Regions from separate parts of the Homo sapiens genome. Here region 1 is linked to region 2. Evidence: read pairs that join two places in POLR2A ChIA-PET (ENCODE). Cell type or tissue: IMR-90. All regions are shown on one strand. Each heading gives the region's core, and the rest is flanking DNA. Links, peaks and the distances in the headings are about the cores only. Region 1 overlaps ANO2 (anoctamin 2). Region 2 overlaps NTF3 (neurotrophin 3).

Region 1 (8,337 bases), core at 150-8,149, 130 kb after region 2:
GAGCTGCTCCAGGTTCTCCTCCCAGGTCTCTTTCTGCCCCATTCTTCTCAACTTTCATGTGGCACTGAAGGGAACACTGAATAGCCATGAAGCTCATGAAGAAGCAGAGGCTGTCCCAGTCATTTTCCCCAATCCCCTACCTTCCCCCTTCAACCCCACAGACCCCTTGTCTGAACCTGCCCCCAGTGGAAGGCAGGACCATGGGTTCTCACTCATTTCCATGTACTCCGGAGTCAGTCCTGTGTATGGTTCCAAGCTGTAGTCTAGGTCCCACTGCTCTGGATGTTTCGAATGGGCAGAGTCAGTTTCTCCAGCTTCGGTCTCATCTTTCAGCTTTCGAAATAGTTTCTTTAGCTTCCTGGAAAAGAAATGGATTAAGTTACAAAAAGCCTCTGGAGAACAGGGTTGGTTTTGCAGACAGAAAAAAGAAAAAGAACACAAAAGTTTTGACACTAAAGCCATCTCTGATCCAAAAACAAGTAGAGATAGAGAGACACTAAAGAGACTACTTTTCTCCTAAAGGCAACCTGAGGAAGTCCTTTATAAAGATCGTGCAGACTCCCTCCACAAAGGATGAGGTTTCTTCAAACCCCAAAATACTTTTGAATTCTTCCTGCTGTCTGACAAGCAACAAGAGAGTTGGCCCTTCCTGCCAATGCTGAGACGGCACCAGTCCTATTGTCCAACAGGTGATCTATCCACCCTCTTCATGGGGGAACACAGGTCTGTTCTCCTCCTAGGTGAAACATTTTTCAGGTCTCAATAACATTAATAGCATCATCTTTCCATTAAAACCAAGCTAAACATTGCCCACCACTACTATGGACTGAATGATGTCTGCTGAAATTCATTTGTTGAAGCTCTAATCCCCAATGTGACTGTATTGGGAGATATGACTTTTAGGAGGTAATTTAGATTAAATAAGGTCAAAAAGGTGGGGTCCTAATTCAATAGGATTGGTGGCTTTATGAGTAGAGGAAGAGAGAAAGGGATATCTCAAGACCATCTGAGGACACAGAGAAAAGGCAGCTACCTGTAAGAAGAGCCCTCATCAGAAATTCAACCCTTTTCGACTTTGATCTTGAAACTTTCAGCCTCTAGAACTATGAGAAAATAAATTTCTGTCAGTTAAGCCTATGGCATTTTGTTACAGCAGCCTGAGCAGACTAAGACAACTACATTCAGGACTTTTTTGGTGTAGAATGATAATAATGGCCCAATTTCTCAGGGTTGAAATAAGAATTAAGTGAAACAATGTTTATACAGTCCTTAGCACAATATCTGGACACAGTAAGCATTGAATAGATGATACCTGTTATTATTTTTAATACCGAATGCTAAAATACACCTTAGGGTGGAGTTATTTCATACTTCCCATTGATGCACAATGTACAGGGAATGGAATTGCAGTTTTTGCAATTACTTTTTAATGGCAAAAACTGCAATTACTTTAAGCAGCAACCTAATAGTTGGGAGACAGTAAAATGGTAAGAATCAAAGACTTGAAGTGTTTAAACGGGATTTTGAAGTCCATGCTTCATCTGGATGTAGGAACCTCCCCATGTCCCCCAACATTCTTCACCCAAGACCACCCAACCCCTGTGTAGATATTTCCAGAGGAGCACTTCTGGTATGATTAGGCATCCCATCCTTGTTTGAAAGTGCCTCTAACAGCTAATGAAAATCTAATAGTTCAAAATAATGTTTTGATCAGTTTCTGGTCTAATATTCCTATTTCCTATCAAGAGGATGTAGTATAGTGGATAAAAGTCTCATCTTTGGTGCCAGAAATTGTATAAAACCAGATTTCACAAATCACCAACTATATGTCCATGGGCAAGTTATTACAACTCTATAAGCTTTAGTTTTCTTATCTTTAAAATGGAGAAATAAATATTAACTTGCCCACAGGGTGAGTTAAAAGACATAATCTATACAGCATGCTTCATTTAGGGCTTGATACATGTTAAGAGCATGTACCAAGATACATGCTCTGATAGACATTTATCAAGATAAATAAAGATAGACAAATATATCATTGTTCCTATTATCATCTTTATCACAGAAGGATTTAAAGAGTGAGCTGAAATTCTTTAGAATTTCATAAGAAAAATTTCATAGTAAAAAATTTCTAAGAAAAAAGTAAGCAATAATTCTGTGATAATAAAAAATTGAAAAAAAACTAGATGGAGCCTACAGATTCTGAAGCTAAATATGTGAGCTGGTTGTGATCCTGTCTGTGAGTCAGAACAGAAGGAGAAGATGCAGGAAAAATCAAAGAGAGAGAGAAGAAAAGAAGAAAGGAAAGTGAGGGAAGTCTAGAACCAGAATTCAAAGTGAGACTTCTCCTCCATGAACAGTAATCAGACGACGTGTTCAAATCTTTAGTAAAAAATTAGTGGTTTTGATTATACATAGAAAATTGAATATAAACATATATTTATCCACTTCTGAAATGCCACTAAAATACCAATGAATGAATTTTAAAAAGTATAAAACCACAAATTAATGAAAATAGTCATGAATATAGTAGTGTGTGAGGAATGTTGATGAATATCTTGGAAGACGGACAGTGTACGAGGGAGTCAGCAAAGCTGTGTGACTGGTATCAACTGTTCACAGTGGAAGATGGTAGAGAGAAACAAGCCAACTCATGCTGTAAATCTCAGAAAGGCTCAGGAGTTGGAGGCACCAGGTATCCCCAAGGCAGGGGGTGGTGACTGGTCAAAGCTCTGCTTAAGGAACAGTAGACGCCAATGGCTCTGTACGCATGTTGCCTAGGTGACTAGCACTTCCCAATACCAACAGGGGCAAGAAGTTTATTCTGAAGAGAAAAATGAGCCAGGAAAAATCTAGATCTGAAATGAATTCAATAAAATGACAGAAAGATTAAAATCAATACTATCTCTCGGAAAAAAAGTAGAACAGACATAGAAATGGACAATAGGAAAGAAAACATTAAAAAATTAATTGATCTAGGAACTCTTTTTTTTTTTGAGACAAGAGTCTTGCTGCATAGCCCAGGATGGGGTGCAGTGGTGTGATTTCGGCTCACTTCAACCTCTGTCTCCCAGGCTCAAGCTATCATCCCACCTCAGCCTCCCAAGTAGCTAGGACTACAGGCATGCACCACCAGGCCCAGCTAATATTTTTTGTATTTTTAGTAAAGACAGGGTTTCACCATATTGCCCATGCTGGTCTTAAACTCCTGGGCTCAGATGATCCACCCACTTAGGCCTCCCAAAGTACAAGGATTACAAGCACGAACCACCACACCCGGCCTGAAACTCCAACACTTAATCAGAAAGAGAAGACAGAGACAATGGTGGGGAAGAAAGTGCAAAAGAAATAAAAGAAAATGTCCCAGAGGTGAAGGACATGCATTTTCTGATTGGAAGGACCCACTCAGCATAATGGTGAAAAAAAAGCCTCCAGCAAAACATATCGTCATGAGATTTCAGAACTTTAGGAATAATGGAAAGGATTCTAAAAGCTTCCAGATCCAGAGAAACAAACATAGATCCTCTACAAATAATTGGGAATCAAAAATAGGTTACAATTCTCCAGATCAGCCCTTGACACTAGAAGACTCTGCAGAAATGTATTTACATTCAGAAGGCAAATAATTTTCAGCATAGACTCCTATACCCAGCCAAAGTATAGACGAAAGTCAAAGACAGACTAAAGACACTTTTAAGTATGCAAGGTTTCAAAAAAATGAACTTTTTATGCATGCATCCATTCTCATGAAGCTCCTGGAGGATGAATTTCACCAACCAAGGATATAAAGCAAGGAAGAAAACATACAGAATCCAGCAAACAGAAACCCCACAAAAGAAAGAAGGTATTGAAGCAACTCAGCTTGATAGCTCTATAGAAGGTTTAGCAAATGAGCAGTTCTGGTTTGCCCGGGAGAACAGAGGATTCCTAGAAATCATCTCCAGGAAAAAAAAATGTGACTAATAAGACATGTGATGTGTTTGATGAAATAATCTCACTGGCAATGGGGACATTTAAACAAAAGTGACCAATAACGACCAATAAAACAAGAGTGACCAATATAAGAGTGTTATAAAGGGAGAAGTTTAGTGATTATGAGAACATAAAAGTCCTAACCTGGCCTAAGGCAGCGAAGTTCTCTTTGAGGAAGAGATGTGTAAACTAACTTAATTTACTAAATAAATAATTTACTCTTACTATTTAAGACTAAATAATGAAAGATGGTAGAAGAAGAAAGAGAAAGGTGGAGAGAGTGTGAGGGGCAAAGAGGTTATTCTAGGCAGGGAGAGTTATTTATGCAACAGCCTAAGGCAAATGTGAAAATGGCTCATAGAAAGGACTGAAGGGAATTCAAAATGCTTGCAGCATAGAGTACAATCAAGAAAATGATGAGGCCGGGCGCAGTGGCTCACGCCTGTAATTCCAGCACTTTGGGAAGCCGAGGCGGGCAGATCACGAGGTCAGGAGATCAAGACCATCCTGGCTAACACGGTGAAACCCCGCCTCTACTAAAAATACAAAAAATTAGCAGGGCACGGTGGTGGGCGCCTGTAGTCCCAGCTACTCGGGAGGCTGAGGCAGGAGAATGGCATGAACCCGGGAGGCGGAGGTTGCAGTGAGCTGAGATAGCGCCACTGCAGTCCGTCCTGGGTGAAAGAGCGAGATTCCGTCTCAAAAAAAAAAAAAAAAAAAAAGAAAATGATGAAAGGTAAGTCTTGAAAGGTAGTGTAGGCTCATGGCATCAAAGACCTTGTACACCATATTATGCAGTGGTTCAGGCGAGAGATTATGGTAGCAGAGTCTGGGGTGATAGCAACGGACATGAAGGGAAGTAGATATATTTGAGACATGCATAAGAGGTAGAATTAAAAAGTGGATGGTGGATCGTACACAGAAGGGAAGGACAATGAGGAATCAGCGATGATTCTCATGGTCTTAGGGCATGTGTGTGGTTGGTGGTGCCGATGGCTACGATAGAGAATACAACGTAAGAGGCAGTTTTGATGAGGATGAGGAGGAGGAGGAGGAGGAGTTGTTCTTGCCATGTCTAAGTGGGGAAACCCACGAGACAACTAAGTAGAGATGTCCAGTAGGCAACTGCATATCTGTGCCTAGAGCCCTGGAACGATCTGGGACTGATGGAGATCTGAGAATCATCGTGGAAAGAGCGGCGGAAGCCCTAGGAATGAGCAATGCCAACTATGGATAGAGCGTGCGTCAGAAAAGTTATGGGATGGGATAGAGGGAAAGGAGCCTTCAAAGGACAAAGAAGGAGAGTCATGGGAACAGAAGGCAACTGTAAGACTGTGTGGCAAAGGCAAGGGAAGACACAGGGGCTACGGGAGGGGCTTTGTGATCAAAGTCCCATCCAGTGTGGGTAGGTCAAAACAAATGCAGGGGAAAATATCCACAAATAGTCCTGTGAATTTATCATTCCCAGATTTCCTCCTGGATATCCCAGTGACCATTAAAAAAAATAATAATAAAGGAAGTCCCTCCAGAGCAGAATTTAACAGGAATCCTGGAAGTTGTATAACATACAGATGGGCTTTTGGAAACCTTCAGATTACGATTCCGACCGTATGATGCACTCACTCATTAAAGTAACTCCTTTGATGTTACCCCCCTTGCTTTTCTTTTTTTTTTTTAATTTGCTATTTTTCCGTCCCTTTTTAATGACAAGTCTCAGAAACTCTTTCCGGAAGGCTCAGAGCATTCCCTCTGCCTGTGCCCCACAGGGTCACCCCAGGACCATGGTGAGTGTCCATCACACCTTGGGCCTCCCTGCAGCAGGAATCTGGGCCCTAGACAGGTCCCTACAGACGTGGCTCCACAGATCTTTAGCCTCATTAAATAAAGAAGGCAGAACCTAGCCCTAAATGACCAAAGATGAGGAACACATCCACTTCTAAGCTATGTATTCCTATTCCTTTTCCTGATACCTGACAAGGTTCAAATTTGTTCCTTAAACTTCTGATTTATGGCCAGATTCCACTGTATTTGAGGAGAACACAGACCTCCCTCCCGTGTTGGCTTTAAAGAGAGCCTGTTTTATGTCTGGAAATATAACATTTATCACATTTACAAAAAGAAAGCAGAAAGTTTATGAAATCTTACTAGCTGTGTCCAGGGGTACATTTAACAGCTATTTTTGGATATGATCTGGAGCTTTTAGTTAGAATAGAGATGGCGAGACATTTTGACCGTGGCAGTATTGATCTGTCTATCTGCTCTGTCTGTCTCAAAGCATGCCCAGGAAACAATGTGGTACGTGAAAAAGGTGGCATTTACCCTTTCACCAAAAACCCACCTCTCCATATGAGAAGAGCCCATTTCCAATTTTGCTTCGATGTGGACCGGAGCTAAATTTGAGATGGAATTATAGCAAAGAGTTGGGCTGTGGTGTGGCATGTGTTTCGGGGGCACTATGCAGTCTGGATCCAAAGTCTATTTTGCATGAACATATATGGGAAAGGCAAGGTGCAGGGAGGGGAGGAGGGAAATTCCCATCCATGGATTCAGATAATAAATACCACAAGATCAGATTCAGCCACGCTGCTCGCCATGTATGAAGTAATCTCAGAAGGAGATGCGTATGAACATCATCCTGGGGCCCAAAATGTTTAAAACCATCCGATCCTCTCTGGGAAGCATCGGCCACAACTGTGTCAGGCCCCAAGAGCCTGGGGTTGTGTGAGTGGGGACCATTCAAAGCCAGATCACGCAACCAAGTTTTATCTATTATCATGGCATTAGTCACAGAGCTGCCTTTCAAGTGCTCGGTGACCCCATTTTACTGCCTCCCTTTGAAGCATTTTGTTTCCCATCTCCAGGGTCTCTAAGCCAGGCCTAGCAATGATGGGGGCGGCTGCTGCCTGATGGAAGATGCCTGGACAGAGAGTGGGGCTTCCACAGTGGTCCTGTCTGGGGCACCTTCCAGAAGTAGAGGTGGCAGTTCATGTGACCCTTTGGAAGATCCTGCACTTGGCCTTGCATCTCATTAGAGGCCCTTGGGAAGGAGTTATTTAGTTATTTCCTTTGCTGCTCTTGTTCAGTCTCTCTCATTACCATCAAGAAAAAACATCTTTGGCTTGCTACTGGTATGCCTTTGACAACTGCCAGGGCTTGCACTCTCATTTTTTACAAAGAGAAGGCAGATCTTAGTCAGAAAGCCTTGGAGAGGAAATAATGTCATTGATTGTTTAATAATAATGGTTTGTTTTTGTTGTATTTCTTTTCACATCATTTCCTATTTATGGAAACTGATGGTGTTAGTTTTCCAATTTCAGAAATGTGAGGATTTTAATTAAAAAGCAAGTTGGTTTGGAGGAAACTAATATGCAAATAGCTGTTTGCATAGGTAATGGGGGGAAATTTAAAAGTTGATTAAAAAATGACTGAAGAGTGGGAAGCAATGTTCTAATTCAAGAAGCCTGCTAGATTGTAAGATTCTCAAGGCCATCAAAATTATGTTATTTTTTTCAATACACATACATGCACACACACACATGCATGTTTGTGCACACGCACATACAGAATCTAATGAGAATGTTGCACCCTCAGAGAAAGAGATAAATTATAGCTGACTACCTGGCCTACTAATAAGGGTCAATTAGACACTCTTAAACATTTAAAAATTTTCTTTGGAAGAATCTTAGAAAATTGCTTTTAGAAGTAAAGAATCAACTAAAGATGATAAATCTTTTAATTGTAAATTCTTATTACATTTTTATTCCCAAACATTCTTATCCAGCACAATCACCCATCTAACCCCCCAGACTTGCCTCTATTTAAAAAAAAAAAAAACAAATCTGGCCTTTAAAATGAATATGTACCTCCCTTGGGGAAAGAATTCCATGTAGGCTCTGAAGGTACATAAGAGCTGTACTGCCCACTAAAAGCCACTGAGCCAGGAACAGAAGAGAAAACGACTGTCCCTGAGTTGTTCTCTCCGGTTTCACTCCCTGGAGTCCCAACACTTCCAAAGCATCACCGTTAAACACAAAAGCCTATGCCACACAGTAAAATGTTGGCCACCTGGAAACCCCAAGAATGGTTCTTTTTTCCTCCGATGTCCACATTTTATGTTTTCTGGATAGCTAAGCATTTATCCAAGCTGGTTTTTAGTTTAGTTTTGTTTTAACGTAAAAACCTTTTTTTTTTTTAAGTTAGATGGCAATATTTCTAGAATAACTTTGCCAAGGTCACACAGTGAGTATATTGTAAAGCCTGGATTTAAACCCAGATCTGGTAGGCCAGGGATCCCCAATCCCTGGGCCACAGACCAGTACCCGTCCTTGGTCTGTTAAGAACCGGGCCACACAGCAGCAGGTGAGC
Region 2 (8,337 bases), core at 111-8,110:
AAGATTCCCTGTATTGATACAAAAAAAGAAGAGGGACCCTGTTTCCCTTTGACACTGTTACTTTTTCCTGAGCTCATTGTTTGTTTGTATTTTGTTTTGTTTTGGTTTGGTTTTTGAGATGTAGTCTTGCTCTGTCACCCAGGCTAGAGTGCAATGGCGCGATCTCAGCTCACTGCAAGCTCCGCCTCCCGGGTTCACTCCATTCTCCTACCTCAGCCTCCTGAGTAGCTGGGACTACAGGTGCCCGCCACCATGCCTGGCTAATTTTTTGTATTTTTAGTAGAGATGGGGATTCACGGTGTTAGCCATGATGGTCTTGATCTCCTGACCTCGTGATCCACCCGCCTCGGCCTCCCAAAGTGCTGGGATTACAGGCGTGAGCCACTGCGCTCGGCCTCCTGAGCTCATTTTAAGAGAGACTTCTGGCCTAGAGGTTTGAATGAGAAGAAGTTATACAGCTGGGATTCTTCCCTTTCTCTGATATGAGGACAGGAGTTCTCTCTCATCTCCGCCAAGAGCAGGAAGCTGGAGTAACTGCCACAAGCTCCAGGAGGGAGTGTCTAGAACATCCACGTTTTGCAGCAGGAAAACACCCCCTCACGCTGAAGTTTGATTCCTGAATCCTGTGTCGCAGTCTAAATGCTGAGGCAGAAGGGGACATCCGTGTTCCTGGGGCATTCCACTTGCAGTCCTGGCTGTAACCCGAGTGAGCCATCCGTGTAGTTCCTGTTGCTAAGTCTCCCCTGCCACCTCTTCTTCCCATGGCTGCAGGGCAGGGGGCCATGCCCTCCTCTTCATTTCCTGTCCCTGGGTGAGCGTGCCCCCTGCCTTCTCCCAGATCTCTGCTGTGGCAGCTTCACGTGGGATTCAGCACTGTGTCTCCTTCCCCTCTGCTCGGCCTGCCCATACCTGTCCAGCAGAGCTGTAAGACCAGAAGACAGAGCATTCCCCTTATCTATGAAGTCAAATGCATGTGTGGAACATGCCACCCAGCCTGCAGTCTCTCTACTATAAAATACTGCTCATAAGACAAATGTGTGGCCCAGATGATTTCTGATAAAGTCTATTATTTTGAAATACATATGTATGTCTCTCAGCCACTGATACACGCAGAAGCTGCACATGTTGTCAACACCTGCTTTGAGCTCCTTTCCTTCCCACCCTTCCTTTTGGCAATGCAAGTTTCCATTCATTTTCTGCATTACTGGTCTCCTCTCTTCTCCCCTACTACTAGATCTTACAATAAACATTTGAAATAGTTTATTTGTCCACAGTGTGATTTCTGTTGAGAAACATGGGCTCACCGACTTTTGGGTCTCTTCTAACACTAGAAATTCCTCTGGTTTTTTAGACTATTTCAAGGGCTATTAATGTGGAACAGACGGCCTTTAGAAACAGCAATCCACAGGGGGCCCGGAGACCTGGATTCATATTTCTCCTAGCGTCAACTAGTGGGTGACCTTAGAAATGTCATTTTCCTTGTCGGGCTTTAGTTCCCTTATCTGTCACACAGAAGCACTGTGTGAGTTTGGGAAACCAATACTATGTTGAAATGTACAAAATAATCTTAAAGCACAGATATTCTGTTCCCTCCAAGAATACATCAAACAAAGGAACTGACATTGCAAGAAGATTTTGAGGAGATGGCTGGATGCACTGGAGCAGGGATTGCTGAGGGAAGCCAGGCCCTCACCTGGAGCGTCTCAGGAGAGGCAGCTTCGGTGCTGGCTGTTTATTGCAGGCATCTCTTTCTGTGTCTGTGCGTTTAGGGGCTCTTCTTTGGAGATAAGAAAAGGGTTCTGGATGGAGGGCAGTGAAGAACAGTGAGAACTTAACATGAGGATGTTTGTATAGAGGGGAAGACTTCTGGACAGTGGCTTGACTTTGCTCACTGGGCATTTCCTTCTGGATCTCTGTAGAAGTCAGGGACAGATCTCCTCGTGCATATCTGTCTCCCAGAGACAGATCTCTTCCTAGCAGAAAGTAGAAAGTGGGCTTCAGGCATCCTGGAAGTTTTCTTTCTTGGTGGGTGATAAAAGGGCTTGCAGAGAGAGGAGAATCAAATCTCCCACATGTGCATCATGCCTGCGAGTCTCATGCAGAGATGTCTTATGTTCAACATAGAAAGCAAGCCTGGCAGCCCCAAGACCTTCCTCTGCACACCGTCCATTTTTACTTGGTTTCATTTTGATAACTGTGCGGTCTGAGGTCCTGGCCAAGAAAGCATCACCTGGCAAGAAGTGTATTTGGCCAATGGTAAGGTTACCATCTCTGTGTAATTAGGCTCCGTAAAGCTTTGTTTTTAAATTTATTAATGGGAATGATTTGACATTCCTACACACTGACATTACCCTCATGGAATGGATAAGAATCTCAAGGCTTGTTGGGTGAAAGAAGGGCAGTGTTTGGTGTGACGGGAAGGGAAAGTATAAGCAGGCAGCTCGTGCGCATGAGCATTTGGGAAACAGAACAGAAATCATAGAATGGCAGGCTTAATTCTAGCTCTGTCACCTACTGGCTGTTTGTCATTAGAAAAATTATTTACCCTTCGTGAGATTCAGTTTCCTTACATTTAAAATAAAGAAAATATTCGTCCTCATATTGAAATGAATTGGGCTATCATGATCAACTTTAAAATACAACGAACAGTATAAATGTCAGGAATTATATGACATTCGGGACCTCCACTGCCACCCTCACTTTCTCCCTCCAGTGGTCACTTACTCTCTGTCCCTCTTTCTGGGTCAGAGCTTCTGTTACTCCAGCCTGGGCCTGCCTTAAGTGGGGACATGTGCTGATCCCTCACAATGCCGGGTGACAAGGAGGGTTTTCAAGGCTGGCTTGACTGCCACTGCTGGTCTCTCTTCTCATTTGCAACTGTCTTCTCCCCGCTGGGCTCAGTGTTCCTGGGAGGGTGATGCTGAGGGAGAAAGCTGTGGCAGAGGGACGTGGCAGGGTCAGAGACCACTGATTCGCAGGAGCTGGCCTCAGAGCTAGCCTTTTTGCATTGATCTAGGGAACCAGTGATCATAGATATCTATGTTGACGCCTGTGTCAATTTATCCCTAGAGCCATTATTCAGTGAATTTCCTAAGGGGAAAACAATTCTCCAGCATTATTTTTCTTTGGGCCAGGAGAGCACTTTCTCTGAGTTTTACTGGCAAGCTAGATATATTCTTGAAAGGCTCCAGCAGCAGAGTTCCCGTCTTGTTTAGTTCAAAAACAGCTCCTGGCCCGTCTCTAAATGGTCTTGCTAAAAACATCTCCTCCCACCCATAGACCTGAACTTAAGCCTCAGACTGCTATCCTCTCTTTCTGCCACTGTGAGAGACCTATGCCTCTTTTCTCATTGGCTTTTGCCTGCCCAGCCCTCCTCAGATCCTTGTACATCCCTAGGAAGTACATTCTTTCCACTCCACACACATAATTGTGCAACTTGTGCTAGGACCGCATGAGGCACTGGAGCTGCAGATAGCAAGGAAATGTGGGCCCTGCCCTCAGGAACTTGAAATCCGGTAGTTACCTAGAGCTACACTGAGTTCCCTGACGTGGTAGGAAGCCCTCCCAGAGCCTTGTCCGTGCTTAGACGTTGCCTTCACAGAGGTGGCTAAGGGGCATTTTGTCCCTGCCCTAGTTTTTACAAGTCCCCTGGATGTTAACTCCTACTTGCTTTTATTTGCAGGTTCTCCAGTCTTATGCATTCTCTCTTATTCCTAAAAATTTCCAATCCAGTGCTGATAGTATGTTAGAGCTGTAGGGCCAGGAAACCCTGCTGGGGGAATCATCGTCTAGTAGGTGGAGTGTGAGAGAGAGGAGACTCAGGCCAGAGGGGCTTCTGAGTTCTGGGCAAGTCCCTTACCATCCTAGTGCAGCTATCCTTCTCCATGTCCTACTGAGCTGCCTTCCTTCTTGCTTCTCATTCCCAAAGAGAGGCAACCATGCCATTCTGGGCAGTGGGCAAGGGCTGCTGGAATTGAGATTTTTATTTTTCTCTTTGGCATCTGAATCCTTCCTTTGCAGTTGCTGACATGCAGTTTTGTGTGAGATCACCCATGTCATCCATCATCTTCAGGACACCCAGAAACTCCTCCTACCTCTCTCAGCCTCACATGCGCATCTTCAGTCCCCTTCTGATTCACCCTAGTTGGTCTATTGCTCTTGGCTCTGAATAAATACCTTTAAAGGGTACAGGTATCCATATGGAAGGCCTTCAGAGAAGAGAGAGCATGGAATTTATTTTCCAAAGTGGGACACTCGAGAGTGAAAGGGTGAGCTGACAATAATGATGGCAGGACAAAAGCATATTTCAGGCTTCTTAAGAGCTTCATCCCTTTGATCCAGTGACTTTATTTCTAGGAATCTTTTATGGAGTACCTACCATGAGCCAGGCACCATTGCAGGTGCTAAGGATATCAAAACACATCAAAAGAGAGCATACAGTTAAGTGGAGCAGACAGGCAAGAAAAAGGATGGTTGTAAAAGAATGCGGTAAGTGCTGAGAAGTCTTTCTCAGAGACGTGATGTATGAGCAGGCTCAGACAGTCAAATAGTAGTTAGCCAGGGAAGGAAAGGGAGAAATTGCCTTCCTGGCACAGGGAGTTGTCAGGGGAGCCCTGGCAGAGGTGAGAGTATACATGGTGTGTTTGGAAAACCCAGGTCCCTCGCTGAGGCTGCTGTGCACAGGGAGAGGAGGGCTGGCAAGAGATGAGGCTGGCAAGTGAGGCACCCAGGAGCCAGACGATGAAGGGCAGACAATGCTGAGGAATTTTAGCTTGATCTTGGAGGTTATAGAGAAGAACAGAAATTTCTCCAGCTGAGGAATGACCCAATTCCATTCCAGTGCGGGGAAGAAATGATAGGGAAGGCTGGGAGAGGGCAAAATAGGGTCTCGGAAACCATTTAAGAGTCTATTGAAGTAATCCAGGCGAAAGAGGTAGCATGGACTGTAGAGAAAAGGAGGGTGGATTTTGAGAAATAGGAGGAGGCAGAGTCAACTGGAATTATTAAAGATCAGTTCAATGTGGGGGCAGGGAAGAAAGGAAGAAAGAGGACTCAAACATGATTTCTGGTGCTGCCTTTTCCCAAGAGAGAAAATCCGAGAGGCTGGAGGAGGAGCAGGGTTTGGGGGAGGATGGTGACTTCAGCTTTGGATATAGCACCCTTGAGATTCCTCTGCAGTTCAGGTGGAGATGTCTAGTAGGCCATGGATGTCCCATGGATGTCTATGGGTTTGGAGTATAGGACGGAGGTCTGTGCCTGGAGATGTGAGCATAGACGTATCTACACATCAGCAGGGTTGATGAGATTGCACAGTCATATCCTCAGATGAGAAGGGAAAGCAGAATGTTGGAGAAGAATATGGAAAGAATGCAAGGGAAGTGCTGGTGGTGGTAGGAGGAAGACCAAGAGAGGTGCCGTCTGGAGGAGGGATCGGAGTGTCCAGTGATTCAGAGAGCATGAGGGAGGAGGGGCTGTGGCACACCTGCCTGACTTTGAAATGAAGAATGGTATTCTAGGTGGGGCTGTTTTTTTAGGGACCTGGTGCAGGTGGGGATGATGGACATAGGGAATTCTACTCTCTGGGAGACAGCATGTGGCTGGGATCAGATAGTTACAAAGTTATATGACAACTATTTTATTTCATTTCTCTAATACTGGCAACATCTGAACATTATCTACAGAGGAAGGAAAACCTTTATGGAGGGGTAGGTTGAAAATATGTCTGGGCCAGGCATGGTGGCTCACACCTGTAATCCCAGCACTTTGGGAGGCTATGGTGGGAGGATTGCTTGAGCCCAGGAGTTTGAGACCAGCCTGTGCAACATGGCAAAACCCCATCTCTACAAAAAATACAAAAAAATAGCTGGGCTTGTGGTGCATTCCTGTAGTCCTAGCTACTTGGAAGGCTGAGGTGGGAGGCATCACCTGAGCCCAAGAGGTCGGGGCTGCAGTGAGCTGTGATTATGCCCCTGCACTCTAGACTGAGTGACAGAATGAGACTCTGCCTCAAAAAAGAAAAAAGAAGAAAGAGAGAGAGAGAGAGAGAGAGAAGGAAAGAAAGAAAGAAAAAGAGAAAGAAAGAAAGAAAGAGAGAAAGAGAGAAAAAGAAAGAGAAAAGAGAAGAAAAGACAAGACAAGAAAAGAAAAGAGAAAATACACCTGGGATGGAGGCCCTGATGGAAGAAGGTTTCTGAGGAAATGGGTGTGGGTCCCAGAGTGTCAGTATAGGGCCTGTTGGAGAGCGAGTATGATAAGGTCAGCCCTGCCACTCAGAAGAAATTCTGGTTATACTCACAGTAATCACACTTCCTGGTTGACCCAGGGCAGTCCTACCGTGCAACCATTACCCCAACAAAATTATTGCTTACACCCCTTTTCACTTTTGAAAGTTTAGGTGATAAAGTATCTGGTCTCCTCAGAGTATACATCTAAGGAGATTCGTAGGTGGAGTTAGACAGCTGAGGGAGCTCCTACCTGAAGGACTCTGTGCAGCAGGAGGCAGGATTCTCTGTATGATGTTCCAAGAGGCTTGAGGAGATAGGAGCAGCTGTGAGGGGAGGGAAGACCTGAAATGAGAAAAAGAGCAAATTGTTGATCTACAGTAAGGGCTGAGCAGAGCAGATCCTTGAGAACATCAATTTGCTGGGCACCAAGTAGTTCATAGGCCGCGTTTCCCTGTCTTTAGCAGCCTGCGTGTCTGCTGGGAGAATAGATGTATAAACTGATCTGAGGTTGGAGCTGCACAGGGCAGATGTGGCCAGAGGGTAAGGAAGTGGCTGGAGTGGTGGATCATGAGAATAGCACACCCGTAGTAAGCTCTGCACATGGAGATACTTATTGCAGCACTGTTTATGGGAGCAGAGGATTCAAAATAGTAAATGTCCAACAAGGGGGTGTCATCCGGTAAATTATGGCAAATTAACGTGATAGAATATTATGTGGCCATCAAGATTTTGTTTAGGTAGAATTGTAATATAAGGAGAGAAAGCCTAGATTGTAATAGTAAGTGAAATAAGAAAGTTCCAGAATGATGTATATTAAACCATCCCGCCTATAATGCATAGAGATTTTTTTATTTATTTTTAAAAGGTTGGGCACAAATATTCCATAATAATACCTGTGGGAGCTGATAGATGATATATTTTTGTATTTTTAAATTTTTCTTCAATAAGTTCATTATATTACTTTTATAATAAGGAAAAAACATCTCTCTAGGAAAAATTATTTAAGGAAAAAATAAACATGAAAAAGGGTGTCTGTAATCACAGTTTAATTTGGCCTTCTCAGAAAACCATTGTAGGGAGTTTTTATTCTCTAGTTTCCCCAGGGTGGGGAAGATGAGCAGCATGGCCCTAGTGTTTGAGAACGTGGGTTTTGATATCAGACATGCCTGGGTTTGAATCCCAGCTCCGCTAAGCTGAGCTATAGTATTGCCATGGTGTGATCTCAAGCAGGCTATCCTTATTTATGAAGTGGAATAATACACATCCCCAGTCTCTTCTTTATAATTCCGAAACCCAAAAAGCCCTGAAAACCCAGAGTCGTTTCTTAAAGTGACAGCAAATTCATTTGGCTATAAAACCTAACCTGAATTGAGCTAGTCTTTATTTCACTTCAGTGAATATAATTTTGCAGTGGAAATATTAACATGTTTAATCATTGGATGTTCGCCCAGATCTCACGGAGGGTATGAGATAATACGCAGGGTTCAGGTAAGTTGTGAACTACAGGATCTGCGTCATAGGGTTATTGTAGAATGAAGTCAGGTTGTGATTGCAGGGTTCTTAGCACAGTTCTTGCCAGAGAGTAAGTACTGACAAAGTGAGTTATCATCACTATTGATGCTATAATTATTCGTGAGCCTTCACTAAGTATGGAGTGCATGATTTCTGCTTGCCCCTCTTCCCTCCATTTCCTTCTTTATTGGGATGTTTGAGAAGATTAATGTATCACATATAATGAGAATTTAGGATGGCATTGTTTAGGACACAGGACTGCAAAAAAGGGAAGTTCCAGCACAGATATTTTCCTGCCTCTTTTCTTATTCCAGATTTCTCACTTTCTGGGGAATTAGCTGTAGGATATAATGCACATTAACAGGACACCCAAATACTTGAAGAGCTAATGGAGAAGTAACCCTTACTCCCTTGGTGACTGCTTTCGTCTCAAAGCACATGTGTTCATTATAAAATGTTAATGTATTTACACCATAGTTGCTGTACATTTAAAGGTTTACTGTGCTTTAAGCTAAAACTAGCTGGATATCAAATGTGCTTTTAATTGAAAAGTGGTTATTTACTGCTTTCCATAGGAATCCACAATAAGATTTTTTCATTG

What was found. Peaks named below come from ENCODE experiments on the same cell type or tissue, not always from the same donor. Only the 100,000 strongest peaks of a DNase experiment are listed, where the experiment ranks them.
Region 1: POLR2A ChIA-PET joins it to region 2 with 10 read pairs; 2 of 35 experiments call an interaction of 5 or more read pairs at or near these places.

The regions. Positions count from the first base shown.
Region 1 is chr12:5,599,272-5,607,608 of GRCh38, forward strand. It overlaps ANO2 (anoctamin 2), which reads right to left. Exons shown (of 25, transcript NM_001364791.2): 20 at 213-358. Among named protein-coding and RNA genes, the nearest start is that of NTF3, 170 kb to the left of the region's middle. In IMR-90, for the core only: no CTCF peak of the experiment used is centred there; no DNase peak of the experiment used is centred there; H3K27me3 peaks cover 2,258 bases.
Region 2 is chr12:5,469,828-5,478,164 of GRCh38, forward strand. All of the region lies in intron 1 of NTF3 (neurotrophin 3), which reads left to right. Among named protein-coding and RNA genes, the nearest start is that of NTF3, 42 kb to the left of the region's middle. In IMR-90, for the core only: no CTCF peak of the experiment used is centred there; a DNase peak (open chromatin) is centred at 3,404.